Linked DNA regions of Homo sapiens: region 2 is linked to region 1. The links are chromatin loops, found by intact Hi-C in ENCODE. Cell type or tissue: mammary epithelial cell. All regions are shown on one strand. Links, peaks and the distances in the headings refer to the core of each region. The heading gives the core; the rest is flanking DNA. Region 1 overlaps SLC8A1-AS1 (SLC8A1 antisense RNA 1). Region 2 has its middle 4.1 kb from the start of THUMPD2.

Region 1 (4,402 bases), core at 231-4,230:
CATGGAGGGCCCTCAAAAATTAAAAGTAGAACTACCTCATGATCCAGCAATCCCACTACTGGGCACATATCCAAAGAAAATGAAATTAGCATGTTGAAGAGCTATTTGCATTCCTATGTTTATTGCAGCTCTATTCATAATAGCCAAGATAAGGAATCAACCTAAGTGTTCAACAGATGAGTGGGTAAAGAAAATGTGGTATATGTACACAGTGGAATACTATTCAACCACTAAAAAGAATAAAGCATCGTCATTTGCAGCAACATGGATGAACCTTGAGGACATTATGTTAAGTGGAATAAACCAGGCACAAAAAGATGAATACCACATGATCTCATTCATATGTGGAATCTAAAGAAGTTGATCTCATGGAAGTAGAGAATAGAATAGTTGTTACCAGAGACGGGTGGGGAGAATAGGGGGATGAGGAATATAGGGTGAGACTGGTCAACAGGTACAAAGTAAAGTTAGAAAAGAAAAATAAGTTCTGGTGTTTTATTGCACAATACAGTGACTATGGTTAACAATATTGTATATTTCAAACTAGCTAGATGAGAGTATTTTGAATGTTCTTACCACAAATAAATGAATACAAGAAAAGAATCGTACGAGTGGATGGGTATGCTAAATACCCTGCTTTGATATTTTACACAATGTATACATTTATCAAAACATCCCACTGTTCCCCATACCTATGTACAATTATTATGTTTAAAAACAAAATAAAAAATTAAGAAGAGAATGAGTGTTAGGAGAAAGAAATCTGTGCTCAGAATCAGCTTATTTTATGAGTCATTTATTATGTCTTAGGACTGTGCTAAGTGTTTTACATGCATTTCTCATTTAATACTTACGCCAATCCTATGGCTTAAGATTATTGTGTGTTCCTTTAATCGATAAGAAACCAAGGCTTAGAAAGTTTAAGCAATGAGTCAAGGACCCAGGCAACCTAACTCCAAATCCAAAAATTTTAGCCACTCTGCCTCATCTCTATCTGGGTGCAAATTGTATCTACAGTCGTACTTTTCTCTTAACTATTTCTTGTCCCTAATGAAGGATGTTGTACTTGTATACATTTGTCATTCTTTTGAGTTCAGACCTGCTTTTGCATTTGACTTAAAACCAGCTACTTGTACAGGGGAATCTTACTAGTTGACTACCTTCCTCTTAATAATTTTGGTTAGAGAAAATAGCACAAAGTTTGTAGGAAGGAGAAATGAATTTCAAAGTAAATAGAGACACTAAGGCATTACATATGAAAATATCTTAAATGGTGCCTAGCACATAATAAGTAGGTTCATCATTAAGTGTAAGTTAAAAACACACACACACACACAAAAACCCACCTTGGAGAGGCACAGTGGCTCACATCTGTAATCCCAGCACTTTGGAACCCAGTGATTTGAGATCAGCCTGGGCAACATGGCAATACCTGTCTCCCAAAAAAAAAAAAAAAAAAAAAAGGTCAGATGTGGTGGCTTATGTTTATGGTCCCATCTACTTACTTGGGAGGCTGAGGTGGGAGGATTGTTTGAGACTAGGAGGTCAAGGCTGAAGTGAGCTGTGTTTTGTGCCACCGTACTCCAGTGTGGGTGACAGAGCAAGATTCTCTCTCAAAAAAACAATCACCTTAAATCTCTTTTCTTTTGCATCTATATCCTAGGAGTAGAGACAGAGAGTAATACTAAGAGAAGGTAGAGGCGGGAGGAGGAAGAGGAAGGAAGAGAAACCAGAACATACGTCCAAAGATATATGAACCCATTAGGTGGGAGATGAAGCAAGGGTTTGTGGAACAGAATCCTATATTTATATTTTTTGCCTTGTTTGGGTCCTGAACACTTTAGAGAAAATTGAAAAGGTGGCTGAGTGGGGAAACTGACAGCACCAGAAGAGAGGAGAACTTTGCTGATTTTTAACTTTGGTGGGACCAGTCCTAAATTAAAGCCATACTTCATATTCTGTGAGGGATGAGAATCACTTTCTGGGATTTTTAAGTCCCATCAAGTGCTTAAGACTCTTTTCTGAGTATTTAAAAAGGCTGTGGAAATCATCCTTATTTTTATTGGTCCGGTACCTACTAGGCTGTAATGAGCTAGTTGAAATGTGAAAACCAACGTTTCAGACTTGTGTCTGACTTTACAGTCTAAGCTATGATGAACTCCACTCTCCTCCACTCAGCCTCTTTCCTTGGGTTCAGGATGTCAAGCCCAAAGACTTGAGCTACACACTAGGCATGGGGCAAAGGGATGGTGCTGCTACCAGTGCCAGGTGTGGTAGTTGATGTCTTTAGTAACATCAGAGATAAAGTCCTAGGTATTTCAGACTGTGTGACACATTTGGGGTTCACTGTTACTAAAAATATTCTGTTTAACTGAAAGGTATTTGTCCACAGATAGACACTACAATGAACAAACAATTTTTCTTTGATAAAAGCACAAAGTACCTTGGGGATCATGCAATCAGAGCTTCAGCTTCATCATTATGAACATAAATTCTCTTTGTACCAGGAAATTGTGGAAACGATAGCTCATAGACAGCTCATATTGAGAGAATGTTAATGAGCCACTACATACTCTCTGAGGTTGACTAACCATTGTGGAGATAATGCTGGTGGCAAAGGATATGAGTATTCTAGAGGGAATGGGCAAGTGAAGCAAAGTGTCTCTTAATGTGTGCCATCTACCAGCACTAAAATGGTGCCCACTTGAACTGATTTGTAAACTTGTAACACTGACTTTGACCATCTGTACTCCTGGGTATCATGGTAAGTTATAAAGTAGATCACTACGCAATGCCTTTTAAGGTGCACACTCTGCTTGTGGTGCAAATAGTAATTCAGGGGCCTGGTTTTGAATCTATGCTGGTCTGCCTCATTTAAGAGAGCATTCAGGTTTCCATTATAGCTATGGCAAACTAAAATCTAATTGAATTCTACAGGCATTTAATAGCATGTCTAATGCGGGCAAAGCTCTTTGCTAGGGGATGGTAGAGGTACAGAGATAAAAGACAAAGATCAGTGCTTGATAATCCAGGGGTTACCGGCTATAGAAATTCTCTTAACTTGGTTCAGTGAATCTGAGGAGCTGGGAAAGGTGAGCCAGGGAGAAAAGGGAGAAAAGTCACTGCAAAGTGTGCTGACATCCTACTCTGGGCAATTGAAGGTGAATCCTGCTAGGACTCTCAGATTCTTTGTGGTATACATCAGAAGTGCCCTACCAGAGAATGGGAGGCGAGACACTTAACTATTGATTCCTAGCCCCTATCAGTTGAGGACTGGCCCTGGGGTTGTCAACTCCACAGTATTTCCTGGTGCCTCCAGGCTGAGCAGGCTCTCTGAGTGCTTGAGAAAGTCTTCCAGCAGAGGAGGAAGCAGCAGGAGCTTGAAGTCAGAAACTGTGAGCAGGCTGGAAATGGTCTATCCCGGTTGCTGATGAGCTCATTTCAGCCTATGGGGTTGTTGTTCACTTATTATAACAGTTGCACGTGCTTGCCACAGAAAATTTGGTAAACAAAATTCTATAATCACATTTTAGAGATAACCACGGTTATCACTCTGGTGTGTTTCCTACCAAAACTTCTTTTTCCACTGTGTGTGTGTGTGTTCTATACATGCATATTGGCAGGGTTATATTGTTTGAAATTTTACTTTGTAAAAAATAGAATCATGAAAATGGAGGAATTTAACTGTTAAACAGTCACCACAAAGTCTTCAGCTGATTCTAACAGGGAGGGAGTGTGAGCTTGGGAGAGACGCCTCTATTCATCTCAGGGCAACAGCTGGACAGTGACTCAGTTGAGAGCTGTGAGCTGTCCATAATCCCAGCAACTCAGGAAATGGATGTCTCAGTCCTAAAGAGGGGAGGAGTGGGCAGGGCACACAGCACCCGCTACAGTCCACCCCTTTGAGCTGATAGGATTGAATTTTTGTATAATAAATTCTGGGAACACCTCTTTAAAAAACGAAATTTTACTGTGTTTTTCTTGTTGTTTCTCCACTATTCAAAGTGGCCTGATCCTTAGTCTTTACTTGTCTCAGGCAGTTTTGAAGAACTCACAGTAGGCAGTACTTGAGGTCAGTGCATCTTCCTGTCTTTTGTAAAGACCTAAGAAAGTTGCTGAAATTATTCCAGATTCTCTGGAAAGAAAAGGGAAATCAAGAATCTCTGATAGTAGTAAGAGAGAAAAACATATAACCCAAGAGTGGAGGGCTGCTAGAGGTGTGAGATTCTGAGATGTGTCAGGAACCCTTTCAGTCTATGGCTGTGCCCTGGGGAGATGACCAGAGCTTGGAAGGGCAACTTCTTGGTGCTCCAGAAAGACTGGACCTGAGGCACACTGGCTGTCAGCCTAGTCAGTGCTTCCACATAACCTCATAGGAGGCACAAAAGAAGCAGACCTGTCC
Region 2 (4,402 bases), core at 166-4,165, 250 kb before region 1:
GAAATGACCTATTCAGTCCAGCACCGACCAGCAGTGTGCTGGCCTGGGTGAAACCACAGCTGAGCTGAGGCTGCAGTTTTGCAGAGCCAATCGATCTTCCCCTTACTTTCTCCTCTTTCTTCTGATGTCTTTTCCCCTCCAGGAGCCTTTGGTCAGCAAGGTCGGGGCTACTCTTGTTTCATATGTGGGAGTCATGTGCATTTGTTCCTTTTGAACTGTGCTGCAGTATGTCAGCTGTACCAATGCCCTTCACAAAATGCTTGCAGTGCGATGGAATGGGGGAGTTCTGCCTCTTTAGGGAGAAATTAGTTTCGTTTTCTGGTAAGAGAGTTGCCTGGAATTCTCTCCCCCATTACTCAGGTACTCTTTTCTCCATCATCTCTTCTTCTTTAAAAAAGTCTCTTCTGAAAACTATGGATCCCTATAGACAAATTTAGCATATCCAGCTGCAATTTACTGTTCGAATATTACATATTTCAACATGTAGGAAATTGGAAGTCGGCAGGAACAATTTTAGAATGGACAGACTTTTAAGTGGAGGTGTTTTAAGAATTTAGGACAAGAATATTTGCTTTGAGATAGCTCCCTATTTTGGTGCCACTGGCAATTCTTTTAGTTCTTAAAGGTGTATGATGTATATACTTATATATTAAAATGCAAGTGCTATAGATTGTGAAATCCTTGAGGATGGGATGACTTCATCTGGGCATCTGTAGCGAGAACACTGGCTTGCCTGTGGTGGCCTCTCAAATGTATGCCAATAAAAAGTAACTAAATGAAAGGGCAACTAAGGAGGCCCCTCTCAGGAGAATTGCTGTAACTGCCCTATCAGCAGGGGCCTTTGCAAGCAGGATACAGGAATAAGGGCAATGTAGTGAGGCCAATGAAGTAGAGAAGTGAGAGCACAAAGGGGATAGGAGTACCTCCAAAATAAACTTCTTCACAACTTTCCTTTCTAGTTCCTCTCTTCCTCACTATCTCTTCTTCCTCCCTATACACTTTATAAATAATGTTTCTTACCCAGGAATACTCCTCAGAATTACCTGAGAAGTCACCAGTGTCAAGCTTGCCACCCCACTCTCCTGTATTCCAGTACAGTTGAGTAGGGTTGGTGACAAGCCTTGGCCTCTTCTCTCCATGAGATGAAGAACCGTTGCTAGATGCCAAGCAATTCAAGTGCTAACGTCTTCAAAATGCCCACTACTTCCCTTCTCCCAGGCCTCTGCTTATATGGTTCCCTTTGGCTAGAGCGCTCTTCTCTTCCTTTCTTTCTTTTTCTTTGAGGATAAGCTAGAATGCCACATCTTCTCTGGTGTACTTTCCTGCCTTTCTTGTACCCTTTTATGCAATATTTTATACCTTTATCATTCATTTATTCATTCATAAATATTTGTTGAGTTTGTGGCAAATGTGCCAGTTAAATGTTCCAGCCTTTGAGAAACTTTTAAATCAATGGGAGGTAATGGTGACAGGGCTGAATTGCTGAGATGGGCATATAAAGGATGACAATACAGTGTCATATATGGGAATAAAATGAAAGCAACTGGGCCCAGCAACGGTAGCCACTTAATGAAGTTGAATGAATGAGCTTATTCTGAAGCTGAGTAAGCCTTTGTCATGGTTTTGGTTTCTTATCTCCCTTTGAGCACCATATTAGCCCATTCTTGTACTGCTATAAAGAAATGCCTGAGACTGGGTAATCTATAAAGAAAAGAGTTTTAATTGGCCCACTGTTCCGCAGGCTCAACAGGAAGCATGGCTAGGGAGGCCTCAGGAAACTTACATTCATGGGGACAGGGGAAGCAGGCTTCTCTTAGATGGCTGGAGCAGGAGGAAGAGAGAGGATGGGGAGGTGCTGCACACTTTTAAGTAACCAGATCTCATCTCACTCACTGTCGTGAGACCAGCAAGGGGGAACTCCGCCCCCATGATTCAATCACCTCCCACCAGGCCCGTCCTCCAACACTGGGGATTACAATTCGATATGAGATTTGGGCAGGGACACAAATCCAAACCATATCTCTGCCAAGTCTGGGGCATCATCCTTCTGATGGGCCCCACCCACCTCCACAGGTGGAGCCTTTTTGCTAACCAGGGCATAGTCATGTGATCTAGACATTACCAGTGAGCCTCACGTGACTCAGAAATGAGCAATGTGGGGGAAAAGGCTCTTTCCACAATTCATTTTACTTCCTGGGGTATTGTTGGGGTGTCTGACCTTCAGGAACAGCTTCATGAACAGGATTGAGTTCCTGAGGCAGAAGTGGAACTGCTGGGGGTGGTGGTAGTAGTGGCAGCAGTTAGTTTTCTGGTCAGGCCAGTTTCTGAAAGCTTAGCTTCCAGATTGGTTTTCCAGACTGCCCAACAAATGAGTCATACACACACACACACACACACACACACACACACACACACATACACACACACACACACGCACGCTTTACTTTGCTTAATCAGTTAAAGTTAGCATCTATTTCTTGCAACAAGGAATCTTGATTGATACAGGCATCCACTCTTCCCAGGTAGGAGCAGCTAGCTTGGTTTGCTTCTCTCCCTGTGATTTGTATTAGCTTGGTCTCTTCCCCCATTCATTTGTGAGCATTGCACTGTGGAGGTATGATGAACTCCTGCCACGTAGCCCCACAGAGTAACTTGGAAAGAGTAGGATTTTATAAATTTTATGGAATTCAATTGTGTTATGGTATTGTGGTAAAACCACAGATACAGACACATGAATCTGTCAGACAGACACATTCCAACCAAGTCAGTATAGATTGTGAAAAAGAGAATCTACATATTTTTACGACTGCAAGTGCAAGCCATTTGGGAAAAAACTATTGGTCACATACTGATCCTTTAAACCACTTAAGTACACACAATAATCATCTTGAATGGTGCTTCTTTGAACATACAATCAAAAGGAGAAAATTCAGCAGAACATTTCATGGTATATGTAAATACTGTCTTTAAAACAGTATTTGCTAATTAGTGTTTATAGCACTAGTTTAAATGTAGAATCAAAATTCAAAAGATACAATCTTTATGCTCTGATCTGGAGAGATAATTCTTTTTTTATATGTTATTTTTGCTTCAGATCTATAGTGCATGAAATTACTTTGATATACAAGTATAGTTGACTATTTCCAATGTCTTTTCTGAAAAGTGTGGCATGTATTTAATGCATATTTCAAGACATGAGGCTGTTTGATGTGATTTTGTTTAAATATATTTTGAGCTCATAAAACTCAAAATATAGACCTAATGATGCCCCAGTTGGAAGAGAGTATGGATATTATTTCTTGGATATATATGTTGAATGAATGAATGACTATATCTGCAATTTTCTTCAATTTACTTGAATCAACTGTAGTGACTAAATAAAGCCATTTTCTTTTTGCAGTTATGTTCACCTCCCTCAGACTATTGTTTTAATATTCCTTTTCTCTTGTTGCATTCATGATAATATTGACTATGAATTATTATTTTCCTTAGAGGTTTGCTATTACCTAACTTTTTCTATTTCTTGGTACAAAGAAAGCCCCAGAAATGTCCAACATTAGCTAGGATACCTATGTTTTGATATTTATCCTTTTCATTTTCCTGTATGTCTTATTCCATTTTAGTAGATGGTCATTTATTTTGTGTATTTTCTTAGTGGTAACTGAAAAAAATAATTCCCTCAAAACTCAAGCAGATGTGATCTGCAAATAAAAACAACAAAGGGTTAGCTTTTATTTTCTCAAAAACACAAATAGAGTACCTTACTTCATTATGAATGGTATTTGGCAGAATAAAATCTGAAGAGTTTATTAGAACATTGGCTTTATTCAGTCAGTATTGCTCCTGTCGTTGGCATGAAGGAAGAGTAGACTATGGAACAAGCAGACTTACTTATTACATATTTGTCTTTTTATATTTTTCTTTTTGTTGAAGAGTGATAATTACTTGCTGCCCATGGATATCTTGCATGATTTTGAAAAATGGATTTTAGCACCGTTGAAAAAGTGTTCTCTGTTATATCTACACATAATCAGGCCTATCCTCTAATGATTTTCTTTTAAAAAGTCTGAAATCTAATAATTAAAAATTTACTATTTATATTCATATTTAATGTTACAATTTTTGCAATGAGTATGAATTACTTGGCTAAACAGAAAAACAATACAGATACAAAACAAAAGCATACAACCTGAAGCACTGGCTTAGGCAATCATTTCATTCTCTCGTAAAACATCTTTGAAATAAGACATAATGCCTGAAATTATTTGATGCCAGTTGAGCTTTCAGATCACAGACAGGTAACAATATTTGCACCTTCAATCACTATGTATGGCTTTGGTGCTCTGTCTCTCTGATCAGTTTAGATGATATGGAACTTCTGTCTCATAAACTTCGAAATCGA

Evidence for each region. Hi-C counts contacts between places; a loop is a spot of excess contacts. Peaks named below come from ENCODE experiments on the same cell type or tissue, not always from the same donor. Only the 100,000 strongest peaks of a DNase experiment are listed, where the experiment ranks them.
Region 2: it touches region 1 in a loop (3-fold over the local background); 1 of 110 quality-filtered maps calls a loop at or near these places.

Annotation. Positions count from the first base shown.
Region 1 is chr2:40,030,571-40,034,972 of GRCh38, forward strand. All of the region lies in intron 2 of SLC8A1-AS1 (SLC8A1 antisense RNA 1), which reads left to right. Among named protein-coding and RNA genes, the nearest start is that of SLC8A1-AS1, 120 kb to the left of the region's middle. In mammary epithelial cell, for the core only: no CTCF peak of the experiment used is centred there; DNase peaks (open chromatin) are centred at 2,551 and 3,811; H3K27ac peaks cover 2,222 bases.
Region 2 is chr2:39,781,178-39,785,579 of GRCh38, forward strand. No RefSeq gene overlaps it. Among named protein-coding and RNA genes, the nearest start is that of THUMPD2, 4.1 kb to the left of the region's middle. In mammary epithelial cell, for the core only: no CTCF peak of the experiment used is centred there; a DNase peak (open chromatin) is centred at 2,334.